Regions from separate parts of the Mus musculus genome. Here all the other regions are linked to region 3. A link is a loop called in an ENCODE intact Hi-C map of the cell type or tissue named here. Cell type or tissue: heart. All regions are shown on one strand.

Region 1 (8,000 bases), 590 kb after region 3:
ATGAGTCCTTGAATGAGACCCTACATCATCTCTTTCTATAAAACTTCTCGCTGCCTTGACACTGATGTGGACTTCTTGAAGATACCCCAAACCTGGAGATACCCAGACCACTGACAACAACCTTTGTGACATGTAGCCTAGCTCACAGAAGTGGGCTGCAGGGGCCAGGCCTTGAAGGTCATATGTCCTTCAGTTCAGATTCCAGCTGGGACGATGCTTCCTGACTTGCCAAGAGGTTAGAAGCACTTACTGCAATCTCCTGCCACCACAGACTGGGCCACTGTGCCATGCTCTCCCGTGAGATAGACCATAAACCCTGAAACTCAGCGCGAAATAAATGGTGTTTTTCTGTCTCCCATAAATTACTTCTGGAAGACATTTTCTTGTAGTGAAAAGAAATGCTACTAATATTTTTAAATATATGTATATATATATATATATATATATATATATAAGTTCTGTTTTGTTAAGTTTCATATGGTTTCTAGACAGTTGAGTGAATGTGTTAGAGTAACCAGCTGGGTATAGATTCGGGGCAGAGAAATGGTCTAGACAGGTTTGAAAGCAATTGACAGAGAAGGTGTTGGAAGCCACAAGACAGAACAGCTTACCTAGAAAAAGAATCTAGGGGGACTGGAGAGATGGCTCAGTGGTTAGGAGCACTGACTACACTTCCAGAGATCCTGAGTTCCATTCCCAGCAACTACATGGTGGCTCACAACCATCTGTAATGGGATCCAATGCCCTCTTCTGACATACAGATGTACATGTAGATAGAGCCATATATATATATATATATATATATATATATATATATATATATAATGTAAAATCTTTGAAAGGAAGGAAGAAAGGGAGAATAGGAAAGGGAGGAAAAGGAAAGGAAATAAGAGAAAAGAGAAGTGAAGAGGATCTAAATAAAATGGTGGTTTAGCAATCCAGCCACAGCAGCCCAGTGTTAAGAAGTTGAAGCGTTGCAAGGAGGATACAAGGGAGTTTGAAAAGGAGTGGCCAGAGGTTTGTGCCAGCGGTCTTGAAAGGGCATTAGTGGAAAAACGGGAATGAAAGCCTCCTGGATGGACTGAGATGGGTTTACGACAGGCTATGAGGAAGAGACTTGCAGAAAAGGCTTCAGGAATAACTAGACGTTTATATGCAGCTAGAAGTGCTTAAGAACTTATGCAAGAGAAGACTGTAGAACAAAGAACCCAAGGAAACCAGAATGATCGGAAATCCAATCCACAGGAGATGGGATTGTCTGAGCTGCGAGTGGCAGCCTGCCCAAGCTACTGACCGGTCCCTGTGGTCAGCCCAGTGTTGAGATGTTTATTTTGGATTCCTGTGTTTTCTGAGATTTCAGTAGGATTTCAGGAAAGAGACATGTTTATAATTGACCTGTGAACTCTTTTTTTTTCCCCCCCTAGATCAGGACAGTCAAACCCAACCTTCTTTCTCCAGAAAGGATCTCAAGCCTATGTTCTCAGGAAGAAACCACCCGGCTCTCTTCTTCCCAAAGCACATAAGGTATGACACAGAAGTGCAGCAGCGAGCCTTTTTTCCACCACAGGTAACCGCCTCGGAAAAGCACAAGAGCAATCGAATCTGCATTTGAAGACCTCCTCACGCAGTTACTGACTAATGCAAGCACACTTCACTTTTAATTACAAATTCACTTGGATTGCGTGTCCTTTTTTTTAAAAAAAAAAAAAAAAAAAAAAAAAAAGGATCTGCAGTTGAAGACCAAAGATGTGTTTAAACTCCCATCCCAGTGAGCTTCCTTGTTCCCTGCGGATATGTTCGCTGTTACTCATTTCTAGCTGCCTTTTTCTTTTTTCTTTCTTTTTTTTTTTTTTTTTTTTTTTTTTTTTGTCTCTGCATGCCAAGAGCATTGTCTATAATGATGGTCTTTACTTGATGAGTTTAATGTATTTACCTTGGGCATCTTATAATCATTCAGGGGTTAAAAAAAGAGAAAGACCTGAGTGTCATTGTACAGTAGGCTTTAAGGTTTAGAATCATCAGGGAAAATTAAAGAAGATGTCTGTTACAGATTAAATTTTCTAATTATTCTGAGTTGTTCACTACCTAATAAATACGTCAACCAAGTTATTGTGCTATACCTCATAAATACATACAAACATGATTTGCCAGTCAATTTTTTAAACTAAATTTTCCTGGTTGCAAAAACAGGAATTATCTCAAGATAGCAGGAAGGGACATAAATGCAAGTCCTGCAAAATGTACTAAGTACTCTGCATACGTGGGTGATACTGGCATCATGTGCTTCGTAGTCCTTCACCAGGAAAGACCACTGTGGGCGGGTTCGATATCATAGTGACAGGGGACACAGATGCTCATTTTCTTGGCTCCATCATACTCCTGACAACATGAAGTAACTTAGATGCTTACAAAAAAGGAGTTGGGTAACTTTTGTTAATGTCAACATGGCATGGCTGAAAGCAAACCCCACCCCCACCCTGCCTAGAAATGTCTACCTCAGAAGCAGTCCTCTTTGAGTCTCCTCCTGACTATGTCCCACTTGAACACCGCAGAAAGCTCTCAGCCTAAGTCCAGCTCCATAGATGTGGAGCACCTTGTCTGAACTTCCTCGGCTTTCCCCAAGGCTGTGTTTTAAAAAGCAGTGTCCCTGCTTTGCTGTTGTCCCTAACCCTTTTGCCCCTCCCTCCCCTGACACACACACACACACACACACACACACACACACACACACTCACACACTCCCTGCCATCCGCTCTCAGTTCCTGCCACATCTCTTTCAATAGCCCTCAGTGCTATGGACAGTTCCCACTTTGGGTTAATTACTTCCCTGGTCCATGACTGCATTACTCTTTGAACTCAAGCTGAGCAACATGTTTCCCCTTCCCTGGAACTGGTCAGTCACTTCTGCCCCAGTGTGGCAGGCACTTTCTACATGCACAAATCATCCTTGTTCACCCATATTACATCTCTGCTGTAAGCCACAGCCTTGGGACCTTTCTGGGTCTGCAGGTGTCCCACCCAAGGATATAAGGTTTCCTCTTCTCTTTCCTGAGCCCCAGCTTTAAGATCAACTTCTGGGCACCTGGTTCCCTTCAGTTATCTGGGTTCCCAGAACAGACCATGTACCTATAAGGGTCTTCATGCTCCTTCCTTGGAAGTTTGCTGCTCTCTTGATGATCAGAAGGAATAGGTGATTTCCCCTTCCCACAACCACTGCCTGCCTTCTCCAGCTCCTGTATCTGACTAGAGGAACTCAATCCTAAGCCTCCTGAGAACTACGAAGGGAGAGGTGAAGCCAACAAGCAGGGAACTTGTGAGAACACAGAAATGCCCTTTAACAAAAACCTGTGAAATATAGCCAGGCGGTTGCCTTTGTGCTACAAGAGCCAGTAGTAAGCCTCATGCAAATGCCTATCTTTTTACCCCAGTTAAATAAATGATCATGCTTTAGAGATGGCCTACTTTGTAATTGTAATGGCTGAACAAGCTCCTGTTAAGGGAATATTACTGTCAGCTCTGGGTTACATATTGACACATGTTGTAGCCAATAGCCTCAGTTAAGGTTAGCCCACATGTAGTTATTAAATTTCTGTTTCTGGATTTTAATAATCCTATTTAGATTGACAGAGAATTCAAGATCCAGAAAGCCTTGTTTTCCATTGGATTTCCTGTTGCCAAGCCCCTGCTATACTGCAGAGATGCTTCAGTTATCGGAACGGAATTTTATGTAATGGAACATGTGCAGGTAAGTTAACAATCTTACTTGGTTGGTGCTTTTATATTGCTAACTTGTTCTTAAATACCCCTCTAGGTGGCAGTAAAGAGCTACCAACAATTGTAGCCAAACAGGGAGATGGGGATGTGTGTGTGTTCTTATTGGGGGGAGGCACCCTTCCACATAGAAAGAACAAACCATTAAGAGCAAATTCAAATTGTTTTTAATTTGAAGATGTGGGTTACAAGCAGTTTAAAACCTTCAGGTTTAAACTGCTTCTAGCATGTCCTTGAATTTTGCCTTTGGTATGTATCCACATACACATTTCACAGACAAGCCTACGCCTAACATGCTCTGTAGTTTGCTGAGTTTGTCTGTCAGCTATTTAAAAACTGGCCATTGTGATCACTTTGATAGGGTCGGATCTTTCGTGATTTTTCCATTCCTGGAGTTAGCTCAGCAGAACGTGCTGCTATATATGTGTCTGTGGCAGAAACCCTGGCATGGCTACATTCTCTGGATATACGCTCGCTGAAGCTGGACAAATACGGTACTGGAGTCGGGTACTGCAAAAGGCAGGTAAGCCATCTGCGTCAGAATGTACTGCATGGTCTCAGAAGTAACGTACTATGAATGACTAGTGAAAGCAAGCCCTGTTTGTTATGTGGCTGTCTGAAATTTTGCCACTTAACATCTTCTTTGGTAATGTATTCAGATATCTTTTTAGCATGAAATAATGCTGGTGTGTGTGTGTGTGTGTGTGTGTGTATTTTGAGTGGATGAACCTGTATCTGCAGGTACACAAGTATGGCACATGGGTGTGGAATGAAGGCCAGGGATTCGCCTCAGCTTTCATATTCAGGAGCCATCCACCTCATTTTTTAGGTGAGGCACCTCATTGGCCTGAAGCGTTCTGATTAGGCAGTCTGACTGGCCAGTGAGCTTGAGGGCTCTTCCTGTCTCTACTCCTCACTATTAGAACTCCAGGCATATACCACCATGCCTAGCTGGCTTTCTTTGTCTTCTTTTCTTCCATCCTTCCTTATTTTCTCTTTGTCTGGGTTCTGGGGACCATGCTTAGGTCCCCATGCTTGCCCAGCAAGCCCTTTACTGACTGAGCCATCTCCTCTCCCACTAACTTTATTTTTTAGATAACTTTTGTTTAGTAAAGGCTTCCATTTCTGCTTTTCACTTGGTTTACCAGTAGATTTTCTTCTCAGTTTTCCCTTTCTAGGTTGTGCTAAGCAAAAATCTATTAAGCTTTTATCAATTTAATGCTTGCAAGATACTTTTTTAAATATCAAGAAATAAGAAATAGGTTCCTGCCCTAAAGAAGCTTGTGGCTGTTTTTAAGATGCTCATTCACGAGTCTCATATACATGAAGCTGGGGAATGGTCTATTTCCCTGAGTTTACTACCTATTAGTAAATTGTTCAGTGCTCATTGCAAGAGCTGTATGTCTAGGGCACAGGCATACATGCCTGTGCTTGGATGTGGAAAGGAACTGATATAGAGAATTAATAATGAGATGGTGACCCTTGCAACCAAATGCAGGTAAGACTAGGCACTCATGGGCTGTATTCTATTATAAGTACGCCCTTTGAGAGTGGGGTGGGAAGATATGAGAGAGTAGAGTATTCGATGTGTGCTATTGAGTGCTAAGTGAGCTGTAGACTACCTCATTTAAAAATCTCTGCAGAACTCACAAGACGGGTATTAACCTCATTTTGCAGATGAGGAATATGAAGGTTATACTGACCCGGTAATACACAAGTAAGTTCCTAGACAGTATATAAATCCCAGCCAGTGAGACCCGTGTAGGGGGATTTTGTTTGCTTCTAATTCTAAGAGCAATATAAAGTCTGCTTTACTCTTAATGGTATCTTTAAAATACTCTGTGGGTGAGGGAAAGGATGTTAAGTGAGAAAAGCTCTTTCTAGCTTTCATTGCCCCCTTTTCAGGGAGAAATTGTCTGCTTGTGGTGTGTGTACATGTGTGTGTGTGTGTGTGTGAGAGAGAGAGAGAGAGAGAGAGAGAGAGAGAGAGAGCCCAATGAGAGAGAGGGGTGAGAAACTACATGTGGTGTGTATACGTGTGTATGAGGGGTTGTTTGTATGCATTTCTGTCTTCCATGGAGTACTTACTGAGTGAAGACCATTCTTTTTGTTTGGTTGGTTGGGGTTTTTTTTTTGGTGGAGGGGGGGTTGTTTGGTTTTTTTTTGTTTTGTTTTGTTTTTGTCTTTTTGTTTTTTTGAGACAGGGTTTCTCTGTATAGCCCTGGCTGTCCTGGAACTCACTCTGTAGACCAGGCTGGCCTCGAATTCAGAAATCCGCCTGCCTCTGCCTCCCGAGTGCTGGGATTAAAGGTGTGCGCCACCACGCCCGGCTGAGTGAGGACCATTCTTGACACCTATGCCAGTGTTTTTACTTCTTGTCCAATAGAAACCTACGTAGGTAAAATGGCACAACCTGGAAGAGAAACCTGCATGTTTGGGGCTTTCGGCTGATAGGAGTGTTTCAGGCTGCTGGGAGGTGCATGTGAGCACTGTTTTGTTAAGCATTCTGGAGTAAGGTGGACTTGGGCACAGATGAAGTGGTCTTAGAGTCACGGACAACGGAACGTTCTGTCTGTACCGCTGTCCCTTCCCAGGTGTCCACCTGGACGAAGCAGTACCAGGCCTCAGCCCATCAGAGCATCCCTGCCATGGACCAGCTCTCCACGTGGCTGATGAAGAACTTGCCAGATAGTGACAGTGAGGAGTGCCTGGTCCACGGAGACTTCAAGCTGGACAACATAGTTTTCCACCCCAAAGAGGTACCGCAAGCTGTGTGTGTGTGTGTGTGTGTGTGTGTCTGTGTGTGTGTGTGTGTGTGAGAGAGAGAGAGAGAGAGAGAGAGAGAGAGAGAGAGACAGACAGACAGACAGACAGACACTGTCTAGGTCTGACCTGAGGCTCCAGAAGCAGACAGATGTCCCCCACCTGCCCCAGTGTCCTGAAGGAGCCCAGATCATTCTGTTCTTCCCCACAGCTCAGTCTGTCTCCCACTTAAAGCTTCTGGAGATGAGTCCTACAGAGTTTATGGCACCGGACTCTGCCTTTGGGCCTGGTCCCAATCTTAAACAGTAACATAGTCATCACTTAAGCAGGACTTGGAGGTTGCTGTGTGTCTCTCTTGTTGAAGAAGACTTCAATCTACTACTTTAAATGTCAGCTTCAGGCTGCAGAGATGGTTCAGGGGGTAAGAGCACTGACTGTTCTTCCAGAAGTCCTGAGTTCAGTTCCCAGAAACCACATGGTGGCTCACAACCACCTGTAATGCCGTCTTCTGGTGTGCATAAGAGAATGACAGTGTACCCATGTACATAAAATAAATAAATGAACCTTTAAAAAAAGAGCCAGCTTCATGGAATAACATGGCTGGCAGAATTCATGTCAACAAGCATTCAGTTGTGAGCAACTCTGTGCCCAGAAACATTTCTCCTAACAAGCATAAACCACAGATGGAGAGAAAAGATAACTGACAAACAGCAAGAGAGCAATTGTTATGTGCCAGCATAACACCCAAACAACCTGTACAGCTAGGCATAGAAGGAATGGCCCTGACTGGACTAACGTGAACAGGGTGGAGAGATGATGGCTCAGCAGTTAACAGCACTGGCTGCTCTCCAGCACCCGAGAATCCAGTGCCCCCTTCTGGCTTCTTCAGGCAGTGCATGTGTGTGATCCGCTTATATGCAGGCAAAGCACACATACACATAAGTGAAATTACATTTAAAATTACAGGAAAGTAATATAGAGAGGCTGGGAGCCTCTCCTCTGCACCCTTGACATAGGTCTAAACTGACCGGGCCGGTACATGGCAGATGCCCACCGTGCTCCAGTCTCCCTCCTTGCCTTTCCCGTCTGCTTCCTTCCTCTGCTTGCATCTCACCTTCTGTGAGTGCCTGCCTAGCCCTGCCTCTGGCAGCCCTTTCTACCTCCTTTGAGTTTTTACAGATTTGACTTCCCCTTCTTCGGGCTCCATGATTCCTGCATGACTGTGTGACTTTTTACCCTGCAGGTACAATGACCATAATCTGTTATTTCAAGAACTGTCTCCTTTAGTATTTATTTAATTAAAATCTTTAGATTGGCGGCATGTGTGTGAGTGAGAACGTTTCCTGAGTATAGGACATTTAATTTTTAAACCTTGAACTTAGGTTTTCAATTTTTGCAGCATACTATCATGTGAGTATAACTTCATATCTTAATCAAGTAAGACCTTTCTCCCAGTGCCTGTGGGC
Region 2 (8,000 bases), 110 kb after region 3:
TGGTGTCTCTTCGCAGCAATAAAACCCTAACTAAGACAACCATGCAGAAGGAAAGTAACCTGGCTGCAGACAGTGCTAGTAGCGACATCATACCCACGATATCCATAAAGAGTCTAGAACACTCAACGTTCATCTGTGCCAGCCACACCAGCTCTGTTGTGGAGTCTGAGCTTCGGCAATACACAAAGAGTCAAGCCAAGTCAGCTTTCCTCTCATTCCTCTAGGCCAGTGAGCATTCTGTGGTGGGAAGGTCTTTAGTACAGAGGGCTTATGGGTGAACCAGGCTCCTTGGGGAAGAAGACATCTTTAGAGACTCGGCATTCCGGAGCCCTTGAGCTGAGCTTACAGTGGGTGTGAAGGTCTGTAGAAGATTACCCTGCTAATAAGAAAATGAGGAGGAAATCCGAGCTGGGGGAAGAAAGGGGCACTCCACACTCTGAATGTCAGCTGGTTGCTCCTGGGTACTAGCCATGTCTCAAGAGTAAACTGGATGAGGTGGAGAGCCAGAAACGCCATGAAACTTCTCCCATCATCCAGGAGCCCCCTCAGTACCTCACAAGGACAGGATTTCATTCAGCAGCAGGGCCAGGCACAACCTCTGCTGAGGGCTGGATGGAGGCGAATTTAATCCAAGAAATAATTACGCGGATGTTACACTGGGAGCCAGATTTCTTTTCCCATCCTTTTTCACAGTGTCTATAATAATCTAGGATTTCTAAAAATATAGACATAAGGATGGCAAAACTAGAGTTTGTGAACTAAAAAATAATAACCATTAAAAAAAAAAAAACCAAAGAGTTAAACATTCGTCGGCTTACAGAAGAAATGGCCTGATGCCTTTAGGTTGTAATGATTCTTTCCCAAATATTGCCTCACCAATGTCTAACTTCAAAGTCAATGTTTCTATCCTGCTGTCTGGTGGGAGTAGGGACAGCATGACCAACCACAAGGCTGCTAAAACAAGCTGAGGCAGATTGCAGGAGGAAGGCTGGAGGAGTTCACTGGCTGGAGCTGCCAAAGGTAGCTTTCCTCATGGGTTGTGCAATCTTCCTATTGCAAGGGCTGTGATGTGATATATCACATATGGGCGGGTGTGGGGTTATGGGAAGAAACTGGGCTTGGAGATGGAGAACATGGGTCTAAGTTCCTCCTAGTTCTGCTTGGGCCTGCCACAGGGTCTCAGATACCACGGCTCAAACTCTGTATCTAGCTCAGGATGACTCTGACTTCTTGACTCCTTTGGGTCTAGCTCCTCAGTATTGGAATTACTGGTGTGTGTCACCATGTCTGGCTTGCATTTCCGTAATAGTAACATGGTGCTAAAGTGACATCTATCACCAGAGATAGCCAGCACCAGGGTTGCCATGTGTCAGTGTATATTGGATGGGAAACAGCTTGCTAAGTATAAAAGGTCATTTATAATGTTGGTTTGGGGGGCATAATACTTGCCATTTTCCAAGACTGGAATCAATTAAAAAATACATTGAAGAATCAGAAACTGGATCCATATGTTGCCTTTTTTTTGTTTTAAGTGATCTGAGAACAGGCCTGATGTCTTTTCACCATATCTTACAATGAGGCATCTTTTCCTTTCATATTCGTACTTGTCCTCTTGATGGCAGGCTTCTGGAGAGTGGAAAGTGTATCATGCATTTATGATCCTAGAGTTTCCCACAAAGCAGGCATTCTGTCTGAGGAGGGGCAACATTAAACAATGTTTGTACTCTTGTTCTTTTGTGAAGCCTCTCTCTCCACTAGCTTGGGAGCTCTCAGGTCAGGGCTTATGTCTCCATGCATTCAGCGCTGGAAAATTGAACCCAGGGCCTCTATCATATGACAGGCCAGTATTCTGTTACTGAGTTATACCTGGCCTCATGTATTTTCATTCCAAGTATCATATCTAACACAGAATAAGTTCTTTATTAAAGTGTGTTGAAGCTGGATATGGTATAATGTCAGCATTCAGGAGCTAGAATGTGGTGGTTTGAAATAAAATGGCCTCCATAGGTTCTTAGGGAGTGGCACTATTAGGAGGAGTGGCCTTGTTGGAGTAGGTGTGACTTTTGTTGGAGGAAGTGTGTCACTGGGGGTAAAGGTGAACTTGAGGTTTCAGAAGCTCAAGTCCAGACTCAGTGGCTCACCTTCTCTTCCTGTGCCTGCAGATCAAGATGTAGAGCTCTCAGCTTCTCTCCACGACCATGTCTGTCTGCATGCCACCATGCTTCCTTCTGGTCATGATGATAATGGACTAAACCTCTGAAACTATAAGCCTGTCCCAATTACATGTTTGTCTTTATAAGAATTGTCATGGTCACAGTCTCTTCACAGCAGTAGAACCCTAACAAAGACACAGAAGCAGAACCTTAGGAGTCCAAGGTTAGTCTCATCTGAGTGTGAGTTCAGACTAATTTGTATAAGACACTGCCTTCTACCTCCTCCCCAAAGAAGCCAGGTAGTGGTACATGCCTATAATCCTAGCTCCTAGGAAGCTGAGACAGGAGGAATAACTTGAGTTTAATATCAGCTAGGGCTGCACAGAACTGTCTTTAAAAAACATCGTGCTAGGAAATAAGGAAAGAAGGAAGGAAACCTGGTGGTCTGCCCACCCAGGAGTCACAGAGAAGGTTTTCTTCTAAGGATTCCATTCTTGACATTTCATTCCAATGGGAACGAGCTCTCTCCCTGTGAGCTCTCTATGAAGGTTCAACTCTTGGTAAGTTCTGCCACATCAGGCTTCAGCTTCTGTCTATGGCAGGCACCCTGGATATCTGGTCATATGGTCCTGGACCTTGCAATTAGAGTTAGTCGCTAATGCCTTTAGCTGAGGAGAACTGTCATTTGGTAATTAACTTAGAGCCGTGACAAAAGCCTGTGACATCGATGAATCAGAACATAACACTGACCCTTGTTTTTCTCACAAGGGACACACATATCATGAAACAATATTTTTTTTGGAGTTGTTAGTGGAATGAGCTTGGAACAGGAAAGCCAGGGGAGGCTGACATGAAGAGGTTTTGCTTGAAGGGGGCGGGGCCTACCAAGCCCTATCCTTAAGAATATATGTCTTCAGGACAGGATCTTGCAGGGACTTGAGAAATCTATCTTCCTGTACGGAGAAGTCCCCTGTGCCTCCAAGGTGTGGGTGTGAGGCCTCTGGAACAGGCCTGTGCCCTCTGTGGGTCCTTCTTTTTTTCTAGGCCTTGGGGATGCTTCCAGAGGACTGTTTTGTGTTTGGCCCTGGATGATTGTAACCAATGGATCTTGTGAAGACCTTGGCTTTGCCCTTTCAAGAACAAACCAGAATGAAACAACATAGCACACAGGGTCTAAAAATGATCTCTCCTCTCTCTTCATGTGTCAGACAAGTTGATAGGCTGTAGACACAGGGCCAGCAGTTCTGCCTATGTGGTCTTCTGTCCTCATAGGGGTTCATAAGGGGTCTTCACAACCAATAGTCTGAAGCAACTGACACAGACCCAAAATGTTGCTGGCATAAGAGAGGTACAAGCTTTTAAAATCTCCCTGAATTTTAATTCATCTAAAAATTGGAACTGATAACTAATTTGGTTATAGGAAATTACAGCTAAAATCCTACTTTTCCAACTAGTAGTTTTGCATCATATATGGGCGTGTGCATATGAACATGTATATGGGTGTGTTTTGTGTGTGCATGCAAGTGTGTGGGAGTATGTGTGTGTGTGTACTTGTGAGTGGGCTCATGGAGGCCAGGGGTTAATGCTGAGCATCTTCTATCACTCTCTACCTTGTTTTTGGAGGCAGGGTTTTCTCACTGAACTTGGAGCTCACTGATTATCTAGATTGGCCAGGTAGTAAGCCCAGAGGATCTTCCTGTCTTTACATTGCCAACTCTGGGATTATAATATGGGTCGCCATGCCTGGCTTTTATTCCCTATGGATGCTGGGAGAGTTTCATGTCCTTGAGCTTGAGTGGCAAAGCATTTTACTATCTGAGCTATCTCCTCAGCAGCGCCCCCTGGCAACTACCACTTTTATGACATCTAAATGCCAAATACTTCTGACAAAGATTTAGTATTTAAATTGATGTATGCTGTAAATGTAAACTGTCCATGAAATTCCAAAGGACTGCTATTTGCGTATGTGTGTGTGTGTGTGTGTGTGTGTGTGTGTGTGCATGAGTGTAGCAATATTACTAGCCATTTTTTAGTACTGATCCCATACAGAAATAATATTTTGGATACTCTGGTGTAGAGAATGGATGAAGTCCAGGGTGAATGTGCATTGTTGGCTGTAAACACGACATTGTTGAGGAGCCCAACATCTCAACCTTGTAGGTGTGGCAAAGCCTTTCCCAGGGGAAGCTCAGAGGGACTACGATGGCTTACTGTGGTTCTAGAGCTGACAGTATGTGCACAAAATGTCCACAATACCTTTCTCACTTTTTCCTCCTAGATGTTTAAGGCCCGAAGACTCCTCCCCTATAAAGAGTGTCTCTACCAAGATTAGCTAAACCTTCTTCAGCCGTATATAATAACCCCATCCTCTTAGTTATCTGTATGCAACCCAGCTCCCTTCAGCTGTAAACAATAACTCTACTTCCCATTCACCTACATGTAACAAACACACTGAGCTTCCTGGGTGCTATGGCTTCTCCATCAGACCCGATCCCTTTTTGTGTGTCTGTCCATATGTCCACCTACTCTTCTTTTCCTTGTTGCTGTAGTTCTGGGACCCACATGGGGACATAGCACATCATAGTAAACAGAATGTGCTATCTGAATTGGCTCTACTCATTTCTTTTCATTTATTTATGTTTTCAAATTTAGCTACTGGAAAAAAATTTAAATGAGCCATGTGGCTCATGTTGAATGTCTGTGAATACATGTGATATGATCATGACTGTGGGTCTCTCTGACCATCCAATAGCCTGCTCACTGCTCCTCTGTCTAGTTCATCTCACTACTAATGCCACTGTCCCAGGAGAGGGGTAGAGGGGACACTCAAGTACCAGGCATTCTTGTAGGCTGAAAATAGCATGTGCTAACTTTTAGCTGACAGTCCAGAGGGACATGTGAGTGATAAGCAGATGCAGTCAAGAGAGGCATCAGATAACTGCGTGTCATAGAGAACTTGAGGGAAATGTGACAGAGAGACTAGATGGTAGCATGGTGGATTGTGGGGCTAGAGTCTCAACAGCGGGGGACAGAAATGCCAGGCTGGATGAATGACTGGCTCCAAAAGCGCCACGCAGAGCACAGGATAAAGTGCTAGTTAAAGGAAAGAAAGCCAGTATGACTGAGCACCAGCCAGGTGTGGGACGACAGAACTCCCAGCATGCACTTTGCCACCGAGGCACTTAAACTTCCTCCCTCACATCAGTCAGGCTGGGGACATAGCCACTCTTATCAGGATGGACACGGTATCTTTAATTGCTAAATGGAGTAGCCTTTACTAGAGGGTCTTCCTTTCGGCTGTGAGCGCATATGAGTTCCATCTAAGCTACAGAATAAAGCTCCTTCCAGAAGATGAAAGAAAAGGGCCCCACGCTGGCCACTAATGTCTGTTGAGATTTAACAACATCATCTCCTAACACTCTCCTTTCTTCTGTCCTTTGCTTTTGCAGAAGCAAATGACCTGACAGCCATCCGACTCAGTGTCACGGAGCTTCGCAGCTATCTTCTCCTCATTGAATACATAAGCATGTGTGCCCATCACTCCTTCCTCATGAGAACATCTGTATGGCTATTTATTTCCTTCTTCCTTTATAGGTAACCATGACTTGCCTTAGAAATCTATAAACGACTTTCTAGTTTTCATAGCTCATGATTTAAAATTTTATCACATTTATTGTGTGTGTGTGCGTGTGCGTGTGTGTGTGCACGTGTGTGCGTGTGTGTGTGTGTGTGTGCGCGTGTGTGTGTGTGTGCGTGTGTGTGTGTGTGCCTGTGTGCGTGTGCGTGTGCGTGTGTGTGTGCCTGTGTGCGTGTGCGTGTGCGTGTGTGTGTGTGCGTGTGTGTGCGTGTGTAAGCCTGTTATACACACGGAGGTTAGAGGACTTCTGAGAGTGTGTTCTCTCCTACCATACATGTCCCAGGAACAGAACTCAGGTCGTCAAGCTTGGCAGCAAACACCTTTACCATCTCACTGGCTCTAGAACCTTATAAAGTTTCGGTTGACTGGGGAGAAATTTGGATTCTAAGATTGGTGATGATTCCAAATACCTGCCTGCCACATGCAAGGCCTTTGGTTCAACCCCCAGCCCTACAAATAATAATAAAGAAAATCATGACTAATAGATAAGTGTATAGCTCCGAGGAAGACACTTGCCTGGCGTGTGCAAGTTCCTGTGTTCAATCCCCAACACCACCAACCAAAAAGAGTCTCGTCTCCTAGATGAGATGCATCCTAGAGATCCTAGAGAAACGTTGGTCTCACAGGGAAGGAGTACAAGAATAAAATACATCGTCTCATTCATCACTACTACAATTTAATAAAGCAGGGGTGTTATACCCAGGGGTGATTTCAATGACATCTCTGGCCAATGGGTGCACGGCAGACTGCTTAATCATTAACCCTTCACCAGCCATCTCTGCTGGAACCTTCAGCTTGAGTACATGCCGATGAGATCAGGTCTAAGCAAGTATAGCCCTAGCTGTCCTGAAACCTGCTTTGTAGACCAGGCCGGCTTCAAACTCAGAGATCTGCCCGCCTCTGTCCACCAAGCGCTGGGATTAAAGGAGTGTGCCACCACCGCCTGGCTGACATTCGAACTCTTATTAAATGTATTCTCAGAGAGATGAGAGAAGGGCAAGAGGCGATGCTGATGGTGAGGAGAATGGCCCAGGGCTTATGGCACCATCCTGAGCTTCCAACAATCCTGGTGTAACTGTGCCTTACTCAGTTGATGACAGATGTACCAGGAATATAGACTCCAGCTCTGCCCCCGTAGAGGAGGTCACCGAAAGTGTGATCTGTCTCTTCTCAGAGCCTGTAAGGCAGACAAGCTCCCCTCCCCCCCCCACCAGCTGGGCTTCCTGCCCTCACCAGACTTCTCTGTAGCTCTGTGGGTTATTCCCGGGACCCTTTTTAATAAGCTGGACCACGGGACTCCTCTCAGGACTCACAGCGCTTTGTATGAGAGTTGCCACAAGCAAAGTGAATACCCTGATAACATCGGACCAAGTGAAATACCAGATATTTTCTACAGATGAAGTTTCTAGAGTTAGCCTATTTAAGCAAGTTACTGTGTTTGTTTGTTTCTATGTACATAGGTGTTTTGTCTTTATGTATGTCTATGTGAGGGTAACAGGACCCCTGGAACTGGAGTTACAGACAGTTGTGAGCTGCCATGGGAATTGAACCTCAGTCCTCTGAAAGAGCAGCCAGTGATCTTAACCACAGAGCCATCTCTCCAGCCCCGTATTTTATTTTTATTTTACTTCAATAGTTTAACACACCTTTGATCAAAAGAAGCATAACATTTGAATGACGTGAGGTGACTATCAGAGCATCCTTTCTCCTCAGGAAGTCTCCTCTGTCATGGTGAGAACTGCTTAGCAGTGACTAGGTGACTCCATGCATTCAGACAGGAAAGTTGCCCTATCTGGCTTTCTCTCAGGATGGGGGGCTGGTCACACCTCACAGAGATCTTCAGGAGAGCAGCTGCAATCTTGGTCATTACCACATCTGAGTGGTGCTCCACTTCAGAGCATCCAGTCCACCCCTCTCATTTACCTTCAGACTACAAATAGGAACCCAGGGGTGCCCTCTAGCAGGTACCCAGGAAAAGGTTCTGGTCTGCTATTTGGGTAACTCTCCAAGCTACAGTTCCTGGTAAGGCTCTGGTGCAGCTTAGGTAAAGTCAAGTTCACATATGAGGTGATAGGAGACCTGCTTCAGGCAGAGGACTAGGCCTGGGAAGGAGAGACTGGGGAACTGCCCCAGGGAGGTGGAGCCACAAGGAAAAGGGCTGTCAGTGAAAATGACTCCAGGAGAGTCAGGGATGAGAGGGAGGGGGAACT
Region 3 (8,000 bases):
TGGATAGTCGGGGAAGAAAGAGGAAACGACCCTGCCGATAAAATGTCTTTTCAGGAGACAGGCATTTCCCCCGAGGGCTTGTCTTTGGCCAAATCTCATCAGGAGAGTGCAGTAAGTCTGACCCTTCTAACTATGGAGAAGAGATTGAAGTCTTTCCTCTGAGCTGTGTGGGGTTTGCAGCTTGAAATCCGGCTCGTGTTGCTTCCCACTTTTAATGGGGCGAGCAAGTATGGACCAATGGTGAACCTGGGGTGTGTATGAAGCACAGCATGGAAAAAAAAAAAAGGTATCTGGGAAACAAGGACAGCAATGGGGTGGGGAGGGAGAGAGGGAGGGAGGGAGGAAAAGGAAACAAAAATAGAAAAGTGTCCAGGTACCCTGGGTACCGTGATCTGCTAGTACCCTTATCATCACAGACAGTAGAGGTGCCAGGCAGAGAGAGACTTTCTAAGGCACTGTATGTGGAAGCTTCTGGATGGGTAAGTGCGGCTCTGAGGAAGCAGCATATAGGACAGCGTGGTCATCCTGTGGGCAGGGTGGGCGGGGTGGGCGGTCTACAGGGCATGTATGTCCCTGGCACTTCCCATCCTGGCTCTGAGCTGCCCCCCATTCTGGCCTCACACAGCACCAGATCGGAGTGTTGCAAGAGATCACAGTCCCTTTTTTACAAGGACAGCAGAGCCAAGGGAGTAGACTGGCAGTGGGCACAGACTGAAGCCACCACTGGCTGGCTTTCTGCCATAGCTTTTGTGGTGCCTTCATTTCTTGAGACTGTGGCTAGTTGGCCCTTGTTACTGGAGCCCCCTGGCCTGGTGCTGATTGCAGATCAGGAGCTACCCTGACCCTTACCACCACGGTTCTGCATGGAGAACACCACGGTGCTCTGCAAGTGGGGGCTTTTCTATAGCATGGTTACGGGCTCTGCTCTTCAGGGTTCTCGTCCCCATTTTTAGAGAAAATCTAAGGCATTTATGCCTCACCACCCAGATTCAAGCCTTTCTCACGTTTTTCACTTAACTAGAAGAAGAATGTGTGCTGGCTTCCCCATCCATGAAACCTTCATGGAGCCTGTGTTGCTCCCTATGCTTTGGCTACGCTTTTGCTGAGTGGCTACTGTGTAGCAGCCTCTGAACTGGGGGATGAGTCATGGGGGTCTTTATTCCTGGCTCATTCATCTACTGCATGTCTGCTGCGGAGCACTGTGGGCCAGGCCAGACACAGCCCGTGGATACAGGGAACTGAGAAGTGAACTCACACAAGGCTCCTGCCCTCAGCAAGGAGAGGAAAAGAAATGTGTCCTGAGAGCAGCAGGCTGCAGTGCCTGGGGGTGAATGAGGAGGGTGGGTCTCTAATGGGCTGAGGGCAGTCCAGGAAGGGCTCCTTAGAGAGACCAGTAGGAAGTGATGGCCTAGGCACTAGGGGGAGAGGTCCAGTTAAGCTTAACAGCAAAGCTCTTGTGGGGGATGGGCTTTCTGTACAGAGCAAAGAGCCTAGAGCTGCCAGGGGAGCGTGGGGGTGGTCTGGGACTAGCTCATGAAGGGACCAGAAAGAGGAATTGTGTGTGTGTGTGTGTGTGTGTGTGTGTGTTGCAAGCGGTCGAGCTGGGTAGTGTGAGAAGTCAACCTTAGGTGTTGCTCCTTAGGAGTCAGCCTGAACCAGGTCCTCTCACTGGGAACTGGGGGCTTAGCTGATTGTACAAGGCTGGTTGGCCAGCAAGTCCTGGGAATTCTTCTGCCTCTGTTGCCCAAGTACTGGAAAGCTTGTGTACCATTATGCTTGGATTCTTACATGGATTCTGGGGATCTCTCTCTCTTCTCCCCTTCTCCCCTCTGCCTTCCTTTCTTCTCTCTCTCTCCTCCATTCTTTCCCCTCCTTCCCTCCTTTCATTTCTTATGGGTCTCATGTAGTCCAAGATGGCCTTGGACTCCCAAAGTAGCTAAGTAGCCTGGACTTCTGATCTTCCTACCTCTACTTCCCCAGTGCTGGGACCATAGCATCCTACATCTAACTTTAGCTTCTCTTTATGGTGCCCCAAGGATCCACTTGGGAGCTGGGGTCCATGGCCAATGGGGTCATGCTTTTGAGAGATCACCTGGCTCCTGTCCTGATGGGCTGACTGCAGGAGGTATGATAGAATGGGAGATCATTCCAGAGTCTAATGTAGCCATCAGAGCGTGAGGAGAGGGCAACATACTGGCACGAGAGTAGGCTAAGCCCATGCTTAGCAAGAACCAATAGAATCTGCCAACAGACTGGCTGAGAGCGTGCGAGGTGGACTCAGGGGACTACAGCAGTGTCATGAACACAACCTGGGACACCAGGTGAGCTTGGGACTGGGGCCGGGAGGGCATCAATGAATGGTTCCAGGTTGGGTCAATGAATCTGTTAGGTAGGGATGTGGCTGAGGGCGGGGGAGACATCAGAGCTGCAGACAGATATGGCAGGGTGGTGTAGCAGTTATGCCATACACCTGAGGGGAACACAAGAGGAGCTGTGAGTGGCTGAGCTGGGCACTCGGAGATGAGAGGTCCCACAGCACAGGACTCAATACTCTCGGCCTGAGAAAGAGCCGTGAGGAGTAGGGATGGCAAGCAAGAGGTAGGGAGAGCATGATGCAGAGTTAACATCAGGCTGGCAGTCACAGGGTAAATACCAGGATAGGAAAGCAGAAGATGCTAAGATGCTACGGCAGGTCTCCTTCACAGGTCACCTAAAACCTTTAAGGGACTAGATCAGCTGGGTTTGGACAAGGGAACAATGTAGCTACAGTCACAGTCATCAAAGCTCACCCTAGATGCCCTGGGAATGGAGGAACAGGGAAGGCAGCCTGCACCATCAGGGTTCACCGTCACAATAACTCAGCTCCCCCTCACCGCTCTCCTGGACCATCCCCTTCCTTTGGACCATCTGTCTTCCTTTGTGGGCACACCGAGTGAAGCCCCAGTAATCCCTGTGCTCTTGGGAAGGCTTCCTCCCCTGGGCCCACTGCACCTCATCTAGTACTATTTTTAATTCGGTTTGCTTTTGAGTGACACCAGGCTTCGTCTAGTCTCCGGGGCCACAGCTCAGAATTGGAAGTCTCCTGAGAGCAAGTTTTCCTCTTCGGTCCCCAGAGACTGCTTGCTACAAAACCAGTCCTCGATAAACATTTGTTACTTATTCCCAGATTGGAGAAGTTCTGAGAACAGCTTTCCCAACTCCAGTGTGCAGAAAGCACCTGGGTTGGTGGTGGTGGTAGTGGTGGGCTCTTTTCAGAATCAGACCCCAAGCTCAGTAGGGCTGGGGCAGGGGGAAGGAAGCCCCTGATCCAGTGAGCTCTGCAGAGGAGCAGGCCTCAGGCTGAGCTGCTACGTTGTTGCTGTTTCTGTGCAGGGCGGTTGTGGGGGGTGGGGGTTGGCAGTTACCTCTGAGGTCTCTAGGGACTGGATCTCCCTCGGGAGCTCCACCGCGTGTCTGTTGAAGTAGTCCATTGTGATGGCATTGTTCCAGTAGCTCAGGTTGTTCTCAGGGTTGGCCGTCTTCTTCTTCCTCCTCATGCAGCACACTGTCAACAGGACCGCTGTGGAGAGAGGCCCAGTCAGAGAGAGGCAGAGGGAGGAGACAAATGACTTAGTGTCAGAGGGGTGCAGAGGACATCCTGCCCCCAGACATCCTGCCCCCCAGCCTCCATGTTCATTTAGACTCATGTATCCCCAGGTTGGCTTCAAGCTCACTGTGTGACCAAGAACGGCCTTGAATTTCTGATCTACTGATTGCAGCTTCTGGGTCCTGGGATCACGGGTCTGTGGCACCACTCCTGGTTTCCGTGCTGGGGACTGAAACCAGGGATTTGTGCATTTAAGATAAGCACTCCGGTAACCGAGCTCCACGCTCCTCCCCCTCCCCCCATGTCAACCACTACCTTGATTTTGAGTACCTACTGTGTACTAGAAAAACTGTTAATAGTTATCAGTTTTCCTACCGGTCTATCCTACTGTGTGCTCTCAGAAGAGGCCAGGCTATTGATACACAGGTAATAAAAGGAATTGGGAGATGTCACTAGGGATGGCTATTCAGTGAGAGATGATGAGGGGACACGTGAAAGGCCACTTCAGTCACAAAGCTGGCATCCAGGGGAGGAGACAGCTCTGTGCAGGACAGGCAGCATGTTCCAGGATTGGAGAACAGCACCACAAAGGACCAACAGCACCTGTGGACAGCCCAGGTGTGTGTGAGAAAAGAAAGTGCAGTATGGCCGGGACAGTGGGCGGGAGGTAGGAGGGGAAGCCAGGAAGTGTTGAGAGGTATACCCCAGGGGTTTGTCGGAAGGGAGGCTACATGTGACTTGGTGGTATTTGTGGTTGCTACTGTGCTGTGCTTTAAGGATGCACCAAGAAAGGGCTTTGCTCATCTGCTGGGGACAAAGACCAGCATTTGTGTTCAGTGACTCAGACCATGGAGAGATCTCTGTTGAAGCAGGGGGTGACAGACATAGATGCATTAGACAAAAGCTCGAGGCTCAGTTAAAAAGATGTGACCAGCCAGTCATATAGGACTTGCAGTTCAGGGACATTATCCACTGATAGCTACAAATGTCCTTTTGACCTCGTGGAGTCACTATTAGAGTTCGTAATTTCCAGATAAGTCATTTTTATCAATAGGCTTAGGAGCAAAGCTGGATGTGTGGACTCCAAAGTTTCTGCTCTTTAACACCCAGGCTTCTGCCCAAGGGCAACACAAGGGCTCACCCTGTTGAGGTGACTGCAGCCTAGCTTTTCTGAGCCTGGCCCCTCACATTGTGTAACAGGTGACCCTGGTCTCTACAGTGTCTGAGTGCCTGAGAATGGGGGCCCAGGCTGCTCTGTTCAGAGGCCAACACCAGGGGGCAGCAGAGGGCCATCTCCCACAGAAGCAATCTGAGGACTTGACCACTACAGACTTGGTACTTAGGGTGTAGAAACTGGCACATTTATGAGCTGAGATCTTAGAGCCCAGGTTCCAGTCCCGAGGGGTCACTGGAACATTCTGTACGCCCCACTGGCTTTTCTGGAATGATCTCCAACCAAAGTCAGGAGGCAGCTTCTATTTGCAGTTTGCTTCATCTGCTCTGGCCAGAAAGAAAGGCTTCCAGGTTGCTAATCATGCCTCTAAGAGTAGCTTTTAAAAAGCCCTTGACACATGGAGGGGGCTGCTGAAGGGGATTTCGGGGACAGCTCGTGTCAGATTGTTCAAATTTTGTGGCTTCGTCTTTCCCTTCTTCTCACAGCCCAGGAAGGGGCAGAAAGGGCTGCGAAGCCCAAAGTGTAAATGGCATAGTTAGGGCATCCTTTCACCCTGCTCAGAGACACCATGTCTGTCACAGATGCCCTCTCTCCCTCCTCCCTGGTATCTTTATTCCTCAGAGCCACCAGACTCTGTCTCTGAAACATCAAGCGGGAAATGGCCAGGGCACGTGACGCCAGTAGAACCAGGTCTCTGAAGACACAGAAACACTTCAGAAGTGAGGAGGGGTGGGCGGTTCTTTAGCTTTGCTGATGTGGGAGTTGTCAGGGACAAGTGGTCACTTTTCACCTGCTGGCCTGTGAAGGTATCTGACAGCACATCACACACTTCACTGCCACAGACTTCAAACAGGGTGTCAGGGAGAAGGATGTCCTTAAAAGCCACGTCTCTGAGGGAGGGGGGTGGGGATCTGTGATTGGACCCACTGAATAGTTACAAACAAGCAAGTGAGATCAAAGAGACAGAGATGGTCTTAGAGACTGCCCGGTCATGAGGAAATGGTTGTAGAAGCTGGAATCGGAACCCAGGCATCAACACACTACTCACAAGGCCCGGGCAAGCTGCTTAACCTCTCGGCCTCTGTGCAGGCCAGACAAAATCCTGCATGCAGCAGAATTCTGCCCTGCTCCTCACTGCCTTTCCCACCTGTTAGTCTTAGTTTGCAAAGTAGGGAGTGGAAACCCTAGAGATGAGCTTCCCGAGGCCACTCTGCCAAGGCGTGCCTACTGCTATGTCCGAGTTCGTAATGCCCCTGACTGGAAGCCCGAGCCTGTGTAAGGTGCAGAAATCCTATGTAATGTGTGGGAGGCTCTGTGGCTTGAATCCACTTCTCTTGGGAACTTCCCAGCCTTTGCAGAAAGAGACTCTGGGCTCTGTGACTGTGACAGTCTCAAGGTTAATGCTCTAGTTGTGTTTAGAACTATAACTTCACTATTCTGACCTTTCGTCCAAGAGATAGGAGTCTAATATGCTCTCAGCGCAACATAGTTTACAGGCCTCTTCAACCGGCACAGCCACTGTGAGAGAAAGACATGAGTGTTCTTCCACCCACAGAAGTAACTGAAGGTCACTGAAGTTGATCAAGATCACCCCAGCTAATTACACCACCAGGACCACGGGTTGTGGTAATCTTCAAGTAGGTGTTGATTGTCTCCCGTTACTCTGAACACTAGAGGGAACACACAGTTCGGCCTTAGAAGCCCTCTGTCAGCTGCACGGTGAGTACAAGGTGTGAGCCACTTAACCATTTAGTTAAAGAATCAACCGCTCCATGTTTCCAAAGGCAACAGCCACTGAGACCCTATGAGGAATGAGTGGGGGGCTCCCTCTGTCCATAGTTCTAGAACAGCCCTGAGAGTTAAGCAAGCTCTCGTGGGTTTCCCAGTAACGAATCTTCTGTGACTTATCAGATGAGAGATAGATAGATAGAAGGATCACTGGTATGAAGCCGGAACCCTGCGTACTCTGTTCACTCGACAGGACTCCGTGGGCTCTGAGAAGTGATCAAAGCCCCACAGGTTCCCCCAGAAGATCCAACCTTTCCAAATACCTGCTGCATTGCCAACTGCCGGGCCAGAATCCACACGGGATGAGTGGCAGCCACCCCTCCTCTCTGCTGTCTCTTGAGCCCCTTCCCTGCGGCAAACCCTGATTGAAGACCCTCCATGCACTGGCTCTGATTTTCAAAGGTCTAGGGGGCAAGCATTGCAAGTGTGTGGAGATACGCTGCCGAAACCCTGCTGCCCCTTCAGATTTACCACCATCCCTGACACCTGCCCCAGGACGGACTACCGCAGGGCCGACAGAGCATGCACAGTCTCTTGGGATCCCTCTACAGCTCAAGGCTTCCACCAACCCAGCAGAAACACGCAGACGTTGTTCCACCTCCTTTATCTCCCATCTCCTTCTGTGTCTCAGGGCCTGCATGGCTGCGTAGGGCTTGCCTCGCTCACTCCAGCTCTCCCTGGGTGGTATTTTATAGTACAGCTGCCTGGCATGCCTGATTCCATCTTGGCATCTGCCCTTTGAAGGACCTGAACTCACACAGCAGACGTCTCTCTCATCCCAGAGAAGAGGAAGCGGAGGACCGCTGGCGAAGTTCACAGTCAAGGGCGGCCAGGGCTGGGTTGTGGGCAGGCGTGTTTGATTCCACAAGCTGGTTTTAGCACTTCAGGGCACTCCATAAAGGATTAAACTGACAGAAGACAGGGACTGGGTAGTTTTCAGCTCTTATGTCCTGGTTATAAGGCCACAACTAAGAGGGTTTAGTGCCCAGCTCCTCACCTTAGCATGTGGGGGTTAGAAGTCTAGCAGGGGGATACTACCTTACAGTCCAGAGATAGCTATAGTTTAGCTTGAGTGGGTCATGGCCAGAGTGACAATTTAAGGAGAGTCCTGCCTTCTCCCCACCACCTCCTCCCATTGGTCCATAATTCCAAAGAGACTACCCACCTAACTACACTTCCTTTTGCGACAATCTTTTTCTGCTTCATAGTAAGAACCAGTCTAACCCAGGTTTTCTTTCTTTTTTTTTTCCTGAATAATCACATCATTTATTTCTTTTTCTTTTTTTAAAATTACGTATTTTCCTCATTTACATTTCCAATGCTATCCCAAAAGTCCCCCATACCCTCCCACCCACCCACCCCCACTTTTTGGCCCTGGCGTTCCCCTGTACTGGGGCATATAAAGTTTGCAAGTCCAATGGGCCTCTCTTTCCAGTGATGGCCGACTAGGCC

The links. A loop is a pair of places that touch in the nucleus more often than their neighbours do. Peaks named below come from ENCODE experiments on the same cell type or tissue, not always from the same donor. Only the 100,000 strongest peaks of a DNase experiment are listed, where the experiment ranks them.
Region 1: a loop joins it to region 3, with 3 times the contacts of the local background. A loop is called at or near these places in 2 of 42 quality-filtered maps.
Region 2: a loop joins it to region 3, with 2.5 times the contacts of the local background. A loop is called at or near these places in 14 of 42 quality-filtered maps.

What each region holds. Positions count from the first base shown.
Region 1 is chr9:104,072,198-104,080,197 of GRCm38, forward strand. Acad11 (acyl-Coenzyme A dehydrogenase family, member 11) reads left to right here. Exons shown (of 20, transcript NM_175324.4): 2 at 1,425-1,524; 3 at 3,620-3,745; 4 at 4,133-4,294; 5 at 6,366-6,530. Among named protein-coding and RNA genes, the nearest start is that of Acad11, 12 kb to the left of the region's middle. In heart, CTCF peaks have their summits at 3,813 (motif pointing right) and 7,422 (motif pointing left); no DNase peak of the experiment used is centred here.
Region 2 is chr9:103,597,043-103,605,042 of GRCm38, forward strand. All of the region lies in intron 3 of Tmem108 (transmembrane protein 108), which reads right to left. Gm32682 (a long non-coding RNA gene) reads left to right here. Exons shown (of 2, transcript XR_379792.2): 2 at 5,603-5,805. Among named protein-coding and RNA genes, the nearest start is that of Gm32682, 28 kb to the left of the region's middle. In heart, a CTCF peak has its summit at 3,997; DNase peaks (open chromatin) are centred at 3,059 and 5,069; H3K27ac peaks cover 5,780 bases.
Region 3 is chr9:103,485,785-103,493,784 of GRCm38, forward strand. Tmem108 (transmembrane protein 108) reads right to left here. Exons shown (of 6, transcript NM_178638.4): 5 at 3,405-3,559. Gm16252 (a long non-coding RNA gene) reads left to right here. Exons shown (of 7, transcript XR_003948081.1): 3 at 6,316-6,490; 4 at 6,742-8,000. Among named protein-coding and RNA genes, the nearest start is that of Bfsp2, 9.5 kb to the left of the region's middle. In heart, a CTCF peak has its summit at 4,851 (motif pointing right); DNase peaks (open chromatin) are centred at 3,473 and 4,857; H3K27ac peaks cover 4,438 bases.